Linked DNA regions of Mus musculus: regions 1 and 3 are each linked to region 2. Evidence: chromatin contacts called from ENCODE Hi-C or POLR2A ChIA-PET data. All regions are on one chromosome and are shown on one strand. The core of a region is the stretch at or near the end of the contact, and the rest is flanking DNA. Distances in the headings are between cores, read along the strand shown. Region 1 holds the start of Whamm (WAS protein homolog associated with actin, golgi membranes and microtubules). Region 2 holds the start of Ramac (RNA guanine-7 methyltransferase activating subunit). Region 3 holds the start of Hdgfl3 (HDGF like 3).

Region 1 (3,000 bases), core at 100-2,599, 190 kb after region 2:
GGTCTGTTAAGTTTACCACACAAATAATGAATGTGTGTGTCTCAAATTATCTGGTCCAAAAGAGCCTTCTTGTTGTTGCCATTAAAGGCAGATGAGTAAAGCCTCACTCCCCGAGGGCTTTCCATCTGCTTGAAGATAATAATAAAAATCCTTATTGCTTGAAGAAAAAATAATAAAACTATCTTTTAAATGTCATTCATCCTCAGACAGTTTTAGCCATCCCTCATCTTCTCCGGAGAACCCCAAATTGCTTCCACTTAGCTTATGTTTTTATTCCGACGGACATGCCTTGTTTTCAGTTTTACTTTCATATTTCTGGCCTTTCCCATTACAACATCCTGCTCTGCCCAGAACAGGGAAAAGGTGAAGCGCAGAGCCTGGCTCAGAACTGCAAGTAAACTTTTACCTAACCCCAGGACTGGAGAGGCTGAGGCAGAGGAATGTCCTGAGTTCAAAGCCAGCCTGGACCACAGATTGAGACCCTGTTTCAAAAACAAAAACAAACAACCAAAACAACAACAACAACAACAAACCAAGAGAGCCAGGCGGCGCGGAGCCGAACTCTGATAATCCTAGCAGAAAACAAAAACAAAAAAACACAAAACACCACCACCACCGTGTTTCAACTTCAAGGTCCCCACTCTCTCTCAACAGAGGCGCAGGTGCACCAGCGACGCCCGGTGCGCATCACGAGTGTCCCGCGGACCCGCCCTCGGCCCGGGGCCTCATACCTGGTGCAGCCGGGTGGCCGTTTGGCCCAGGCGAGCGCGCAGCGTCCTCTCGCGGAACTCGCTCAGGCCCTCGCAGTCTGCCGAGTCACCCGGGGCCGGGAAGAGCACGTCGCGCACGGTGGCGCCGCCGCATCCTTCGGCCGCCAGGCCCAGGTAGTGCTCCAGCTGCCGGCACAGCTCCTGCAGCGCCGAGTCGCCAGGGTCCGCAGGCGCCGGCCACAGGAGCGGCCACAGGAGGGCCCACAGCCCGCGTCCCAGGCCCCAGCCCGCGCCGCTCGCCGCGTCCAGCTCGGGCGGCAGCGGCGGGAAGCAGGGCTCCAGGGCCGGCCACAGCGCCGCCAGCTGCCGGTGCGCGCCGCGGAACCCGGCGGGCGACAGCACCCCGGCCCAGCTACATCCCCCGTCGCCGGCCTCCCGCCGCTCGCGCCGCCGCCGCTGCGCCGTGCGGTCGTGACAGGTGACGGCGAACTGGCCCTTCGCGGCGTTCCAGGCCACCAGGAAACGCAGCTGATGGCGCTCGGGCTCCGGGAAGAGGTCCTCACGCAGCGGAACCCAGCCATCCAGGCTGTCGGGCTGCTCGCTGTCCATGGCAGCCGCACACCCTTAGACTGCGACAGGCCACGACATTTTCCGGGAGCCGCTACTGTCAGTCAGAGGCGCAGAAGCTCCCGCCCCCTCATTCTGATAGGCTGTGTGAGGGAGGCTGTCTGGAGTTGGTTAAGTGAAAGCCAATGGAAAGTCTTTTCGGGGAGGCGGGACAAAGTCTCCCTTTTACAACACCGGCGAACCTTGAACTCTCTAAGTGAACCAGGCTAGCCTTGAACTCGTAAGAGACCACCCTGCTTCTGTCTCCTGAGTGCTGACATTAAAGGCATACAGCCGCTATGTTCGGCAAAGATTTTATTTTTAAGCCCATGTATACATGGGCAGGACGACATCACACCTTAGTACAGATGCCAGAAGAGGGCGTCATGTCCCCTAGAACTGAATACTCTATGGGGCTGTTAACAGCTTAATGCACTCTCTAAAAATAGTAATTCTTAGCTGCTGAGCCATCTCTCAAGCCCCTATCTTAGTTCTCAACATTACAATGAGAATTTCCCTCAACAGGATCCTATTAAGTATGTGGCTCCTGAAACAAACATACTGGCAAGATCAAACTTCTATTTGAACTCAATATTTACTTACTGAGGGCTCTGGGGTGTCAAAAACTAGATCGCAGACACATTTATTTTTGTCAATATAGTAAACTTACTGAGTATCTGCTGTGTTGTTGGTATATTGAGATGGGGGAGAGGGGGAGTGCCTAAATATTTCTGCTTTCCAAGCCAGTCTATGCCAAGCATCATCCTGACAGCAAGGATTTGAGACCTAGAGAGGGAATTTGTCTACAATATATGTGCACCAAGGCTAAGCAGGATGGCCTCACTACTGAAAGCATGCCGCCGGGGTATTATAACAAGCCAATAGAAAGTGCTGCTGCATTTCCTCACATGAGCCCTAAAGATGCCAGTTCTAAACCTGCAGCCACCTTAGATTCCGAGAACAACAGACAGCCATAAAAACCTTTATGATCTAAGGCAAGGTGAACCTTGAAGAAGAGGTCACACCTGTCCTCAGAAGAAGTGATTATCTATGCTAAAAAGCTGTGCCCTCCAGAGCAAGTAACTATTCCTGGAGATGACAAGACCTGTTGGGAAGGACCTTGAGATGAGGGGCAGCTAAACCACACCTTGGTAAAGAATGCCTGCATATGCATATCTCCTTTTTAAATGCACTTTATTCCTAGGAGAGGATCTTTGTCCATTCTGGCTCCATTGGAGCCTTTCGGCTCAGATGCCAAGCTTTGTCCTTCCTTCAGATTAAAACTGAAATCTTTGTCCTCCTTGTATTTGATCTGTTGGCCTTCACCATCCTAGGCCTTCAGTTTGCTAACCACAGAAGCCTCCATAATCTTATGAGCTAATTCTTCAAAATCAATCTCTCCATTGTGTAAGCATCCTGTTAGTTTATTCCATCTAAAGAACCTTGATGTTAATACAGTGTGTGTGCTTGTGTATGTGTGCTTGTGTGTGTGCTTGTGTGTGTGCTTGTGTGTGTGTGCTTGTGTGTGTGTGTGCTTGTGTGTGTGTGTGCTTGTGTGTGTGTGCTTTGTGTGTGTGCTTGTGTGTGTGTACTTGTGTGTGTGTGCTTGTGTGTATGTGTGTGCTTGTGTGTGTACTTGTGTGTGTGTGTGTGTGTGTGTGTGTGCGCTTGTGTGTGTGTGTGT
Region 2 (2,957 bases), core at 155-2,654:
GATTTGAGACAACTATATTGTTTAATGTTTAGGTTGATTAAATATGGGCTGAGGCCAACACTACCAAAAGACAAGAGAATGTGGAAGAGGGAAAAGTCAAGAGGCCTTAACAAAGAACTACAGGCAACCAAGGAATGCGGAGAGCAAGAGAAATAGTCTTCTCAAGGGAAGAGCACACCAACTGGTTCTCTAATGCCATATTTGATTAGCCCCGAAAACACACGCATAAGTAACAATATATGAACTGAGCAGGTTGTATATATCTACATATTACTAAAGAGACTATGAATTTGAAAGAGCTGAGGGGATAAAGGGAGGGTCTAAAGGGAGGAAAGGGAAAAATGTTATTATGATGTAAAAATATACAATACATATGTATAATAATCACATAAAGCACAATTACATAATATATAAAATATAATTATATAATAAACATATAAAAGAAATAATAGAATAAATAATATTAAGAAAATACGGCTGGGGGGAAGGGGGTCTTGGAAGAAACCTCAAAAGATGAGGGAAGTGTCAGAGAGATAGCTCAGTGGTCGAGAGCGCTCACTACCCTTCCGATGGACCACAGATCAGATCGCAGCACCCACGCTGCTCTCAGCTGCCTGTAATATAGCTCCAGGGGAACAGACGCCCTCTTCCGGCCTCTGCGGGCGCCAGCACACGCAACCCGCAGACAGACAGACACACAACCCGCAGACAGACAATTCTTCCCCACCCCGCAAAGGCGTGCGTGGGCAGAGGAGCTGTGCACACACACGTCTCGATCTGAGTGGGCAGGATTAGAGACCCAAGGATCTCAGTCCTAGCAGCCTACGAGGAAACTCGAGCTTCCACGGAGGAACTCGGAGAGGCGACGACCCTCGTCGCCTCGGTCGTCACCAGCTACAAGCTAGGTCAGGCACGGGCAACCAGGGGCCGCGCGCTCTCTGTCGCTGCGGCCGACAGCCTTCCTGGCACTTGGATCCCACCAACCTCCTCACCACATAGAGAACCGCACAGAGCTTTGCCTGCGGTCGGCCGACCCTGGCTCGGCTGCTCTCCAGAGCGGAGCCCCGAGCACGGAGCAGGATGACTGACTAACCACTGCGCATCCCAGCCCGCCAGCCGACGCGCGGCTGACGACGGCCGGGACAAAGCGGCTCCTTCCAGAACTGCCGTCAGGAGCCGAGCTGCGGAGAAAGAGGCTCCGAGGGGCAGCGACCTCCGGCCTCTCGCACTTTCCGGCCCCAGGCCCCCATCACCTCCGCCGCCCCGGGTGGGAGATTCATCCGCCATGTGCGGTACTCACCCTTCATGGGACGCACTGGAGACCTCGGGCGTCCACACCGCCGCACCCCACCCGGCTCTCCAAGGTAAACAAACGCTCAGGAATCCCTCAACCACCCGACTTCCGCTTCCGGAGCGTGTAAGGCGGAGTCTCGTGCCAAGTCTCTCGAGATCTAGAAATCCTCGCTTCCCCCTCCCCCCCCGCCACGCCCCTCACATTCGAACCTTGGCGCGGCCCTAGGGAAGCTCCGCAGGGTCGAGCAAAGTGGCGATGGTGGGCAGTGCGGTCATTCGCAGCCAGTGCCTGGTGACCGTCGGGGAGAGGATATCGTCATGTATAAAATCCCTCGAACTGGCAGTGCCTGGTGCACTGGTACGGGAAGTCTGAGAGTAGGACTAGGAGGGAAGGCTGCTTGTCAATGGAGACCCCAAAGCCGGAGCCCGGGCGGCGGGGCGGAGGAGCAGACGAGACTGCTCTGCTTGGGCGATGCCCACCCGGTTCTTAGCCGGCCTGGGCAGTAAGGCTCCTGCGCACCGTTGTCTATGTGTGTTTGCAGAGACGAACCCACGCCTCCACTGCCCGTATTCCGCTCGCTCCCGAAGTCTCCGCTCTTCTCGGTTGTTTGCAAGTGTGGCAATGCCAGCTGTTGACTAGCCACTTTTCTCAGATTGCTCCCCGGACCTTGCCCTCCTCTTGGGAATACGATCAGCCTGGAAAGTTTAGTGTCAAAATGGGATACCTTAGGGCTGGAGAGGATAAGAACACTTACTGCTCTTCTTGGAGCCCTGAGTTCAATCCCCAGCAACCACATGGTGGCTCACAGCCATCTGTAATGGGATCTGATGCCCTCTTCTGGTGTGTCTGGAAACAACTATAGTGTACTCATAAATAAAATAAAGCTAAAAAAAGAATACCTTTTCTTTCCACGCCCTGGTCAGATGTCTCGTTCTGTTATTTGGTCCTTGTGACTCTGGTTTTCATCCATTCCCATCCCCACTGACTCCTCATCCAAGTTCTCTCTACACTCCCTGAACAGAGCACCGATGCCCTTCTTCCTAAGTCACTGCCCCTCACCAGCATATCACCAGACAACTGCCGTAGTTATAGTCATATTCAAGCACAACTGGGATGCAAGATATTCAATAACTCCTTGCTGCCAAGGCCAACAATCTTAATTTGGATTCAAAATTCTATTTTCTGATATTTCTCTTTCATTCCCTCACAGTAAAGCAGACCAAATGCAGTAGTTCACGAATACTCATTATGTTTTTATAGCTTGCCAGTGTTCCCTTATGCTTAGAATATTGCCACTCCCCTACACACACACACCCCACCACCTCACCACCACCACGACCTCCAGATGTTGACATTGATATTACATCCATTCTCTAAGACTTTACAGGGAATGAGTTTTACTTCTGCTGGGTTCCACAGTACCTTCAGAACTTTATGTGTTAATACCATTTTCTACCTGTTTATACACACCTTTAATTTGTACATCACACTAGTATATAACACCGTACATAACTCAGTACTAGTATATAACTCGGTACCTACTTGTGGGATGAACAGTGGAACTATGTTCTAAACTATCCACGCCATAGTTTAGAAACACCAATGTAACAAAAATAGGCCAGTGCTGATGTGGGGATGCAGGTCACAGAAACAGTCATTACTA
Region 3 (3,177 bases), core at 327-2,826, 170 kb before region 2:
CTCTCTTAGTGAAAACCCCGCTCCAGCCCCGCACCCTCAGATCAACCTCTCTTCTGGCCACCTGAGTACTCTTTAACACAATTATGATCACTTCCAGCTTAACTTCCTTGCATGGCTTCCACACTGATTCTCTCCCCTACTCATGACCGCCCAGAGCCCACAGGCAGCCTCGGCCATTCCAGCTTTGGACAGTTAGGGCTCTGGTGGCCTGTCAAGAGATGCGGCTTTGACATGGCACCTAGGATGTGTGTGATATGACTTGTAGACGTGACAAGCTCGTTCTCGGGCTATCACAGCCGGGGGAAAAAACCTAGACTAATTTTGCAGCGCAAGAGAGGACAAGGTGAGCCTATAGGGAAGGTGAGGGGTGGGTGCTGGAGAATTAAGAGATGCAAAAAAAGAAACAGCCAAGTACTGTGAACAAAGTAAACGCTCCTCGGAATGTCTCCAGACTCTACAGCCGGCCACTGGAAACCCATCACGGAGAGGCTGCGGTAAGCACAGCTCTCAAGCACAAGTGAGTGGGGCAGATGCTTGGAAAACCCACTTTCTACAGAGGGGAGAAATGGCAAAGAGGGCAATTCACAAAGGAGAGCTGTCTTCCCAACTAGGTGCAGCACCAGAGGACCTTTTAAAGAAGGCAAGATCACAGGGATCTTCCACAGGGCGCATTCATCCATTCATCGAGCAGATGCAGAAAAGAGTGAATTATTTTATTTACCTCTCACAAAGGAGAATGCTATAAAGATTCTCACTCCCAAAATGTCTTTTTGAAAGCAGTCAGCTGAAATCCAAATAAAACAATGGTGAATGCACACGTTTGTCGTAGACTTACTAACCTGTATAAAGAAATCTCTAGAAGCTGCTCTCCAGTATGTTACCAGAATTGAAAACAACTGATTTGACTTGTCAGGGTAAGTCCTTTGCCCCAAAATTATTGGCCCATGAAGGCCCCACACAGAGAAGCATAACTTAGGCTATGGGCACTGAACCATATAGATCCATGTTCAAAGCCCGACTGTGCCATCCTGTCGGTGAGGACTGGCCTTGACTCCAGTGAAGTCGCTTGCCCTAGGTGGGTCACACTGCATCATTAAGGCAGACCTGGGGCAAGAACCTTGCCCTTGTTCTTTCCAGGTACCTACTGACCAGGCAGCGAGTCCCCTGCGCAGCTATCCCCCATGCCTGGGAAGCCTTTGTCCCCCCTCTCCCCCAACTCACCAGAGAGCACCCGAGGAAGTGGCCCACGGGTAGGGGGCAGTCAGAAAGGGGGTGCAGTCCGCAGGGGGTGGGCGCGAGCAGGAGGGGAAAGAGGGGCGGCCGGGTGGTGATTGGCTGGGCTTCACCAGGCAGCTCCCGGCCAAGAACAAAAGAGAGCAGGCGGCGGGCGTCTTTGGAGTAGGCGCTCCCACCCGCGGGGCACCGGCTTCGCTGCTGCGGGAGGACGCGCCCACCAGCAGCCCGCGGAGCAAGCCAGGCGGCGCGCGCGGTTTCTCCGAGAAAGCCGGCCGTGCACCTAGGAATTAACCGGCCGGCGCGCGAGGGGAGGGAAGCGGGGCGGGCGAGGGGTGGAGGGGGGGAATGCTGAGCGCGCGCGAGAACAATAATAAGATCGTGTTTGCGGTCGCTGCCCGAGGAGGAATTCGGAGGAGGCGCGAGGCCCGGAGCTCGCACGGAACCCAGAAGCTCGGCGGGGAGGCGGCGGCTGCATGAGGCTGGCGACGCGGCTCCTGTGAGCAGCGCGCGGCGGTAGCGGCGGCGTCGGGACTCGGCGCGGCCGGACGCGGGCTCCCATCCCCCGCAGCCGGGCGGGGATCTGCGGGGCCTGCGGTGCCCCCCGCCCACCGCTCGCCTCGGCCACTGCCTCGCCGCTCTCCCTCGTCGGAGCGGCCGCTCGAGCGTTCGGCTCGAGGCCCCGCGGGGAGCGCGGCGCGGTTCCGTCGTCCCGCGGAGGGGCGGCCTCCCAGCATCTTCGCGGCGGCCAAGGACCGGCGAGCAGGAGAACGACCGGGATGGCGCGTCCGCGGCCCCGCGAGTACAAAGCGGGAGACCTGGTCTTCGCCAAGATGAAGGGCTACCCGCACTGGCCCGCCCGGGTGAGTACGGCGGCCGCGCGCGCGGGCCCGCCCGCCCACCATTTTCCCTTCATGATGGCGCGCCCGCCCCCTTTCCCCATCACCTCGGCTCGAGCCCGCCTCGCGCCTGGCCGCCGCCTGGGCTGAACCGCGAGCTGTGCTGCGCACCGGGCTCCGGGCCGAGGCGAAGGTTCCGGGCTGCGCCCTCGCCGGCTCGGCGGCCATCCTGACGCCCACGTTCGAAGGCGGGTTCGACCGGACAGGCCCGACGTCGCCTTCCTCATGGAAGCCGGCGGGGACCGGGAAGCGGGTCCGGGGTGGAGGCGCCGGCTGGCTCCCAGCATGGTCCTGAGTAGACGCCCTGATCCGGGCGAACGTCGAGGCAGGTAGGAGAGCGAAAGGCTGTCCCCCAGCCGGCGAGAGCCGGTGACGGTCAGTCCTGGGAAAGGGGATGGTCGTGCAGAGGCCAGCGGCAGTCTCATGGTAGCAATCTTCGATCTCAGAGCATCCTTCATCTTCCAGACTTGTTGAGTGTTTCCTGGGCGCGATCCCCTGTGCCTCACCTGCCCTCTCATTGTCCATTGCCTCCCTGGTGCCCTGGTTCTTAGAAACTGACACCAAATAGCCTGTCACTGGCTGGTGAATTCAAGGAGCTTCCTTGTGCCTTTTCACCTCCATATTTGTTTTAGGTCGGTTCCCGAACCTTATTCTTGGCCTCGAACCAAACCCACGACAGCTCTCTTCTTCCTAAACAGCAAGACTGTCGCTAGGTTTTCTCTAGAAAGCATCTGCATTTAATACACAGCATTCAGTATTTTTATTCCGATCCTTACTGAGGAAGAAGCACTACCGCGTCTGTGCGCACCTTATGTTGAAAAAAAAAAACAATCACTTTCACCTTCAATTTGTTTAAATTTAATAGCTGGCGGTTGACTGACTGAAAAGAATACAGTTAAAAGATAGTTAAAGCAGTTTGGAGACAATGCTGGGTATTCTTGAGGAACAAAAATAGTCAAGGGAGAAGCTGACAGAAATTGGGAGCTTGGGAGCGTGAACTCGTGTTGTGTGGTGATAAAGTGAAGGTAACAAGACCAAGGGGAAA

The links. A loop is a pair of places that touch in the nucleus more often than their neighbours do. ChIA-PET counts read pairs that join two places held with the same protein, here RNA polymerase II (POLR2A).
Region 1: a loop to region 2 is called in a map of left cerebral cortex, with 9 times the contacts of the local background. The contact joins the promoter of Whamm here to the promoter of Ramac in region 2. A Hi-C loop is called at or near these places in 5 of 37 maps with a recorded cell type or tissue (all left cerebral cortex). POLR2A ChIA-PET finds 5 or more read pairs at or near these places in 3 of 5 experiments (Patski and embryonic stem cell).
Region 3: a map of T-helper 17 cell shows a loop between it and region 2 (2.1-fold over the local background). The contact joins the promoter of Hdgfl3 here to the promoter of Ramac in region 2. A Hi-C loop is called at or near these places in 1 of 37 maps with a recorded cell type or tissue (T-helper 17 cell). POLR2A ChIA-PET finds 5 or more read pairs at or near these places in 1 of 5 experiments (Patski).

The regions. Positions count from the first base shown.
Region 1 is chr7:81,569,641-81,572,640 of GRCm38, reverse strand. Whamm (WAS protein homolog associated with actin, golgi membranes and microtubules) reads right to left here and starts at 1,349. Exons shown (of 10, transcript NM_001004185.3): 1 at 732-1,349. The coding sequence starts at 1,319.
Region 2 is chr7:81,761,400-81,764,356 of GRCm38, reverse strand. Ramac (RNA guanine-7 methyltransferase activating subunit) reads right to left here and starts at 1,404. Exons shown (of 3, transcript NM_025997.2): 1 at 1,301-1,404.
Region 3 is chr7:81,932,858-81,936,034 of GRCm38, reverse strand. Hdgfl3 (HDGF like 3) reads left to right here and starts at 1,576. Exons shown (of 6, transcript NM_013886.4): 1 at 1,576-2,096. The coding sequence starts at 2,013.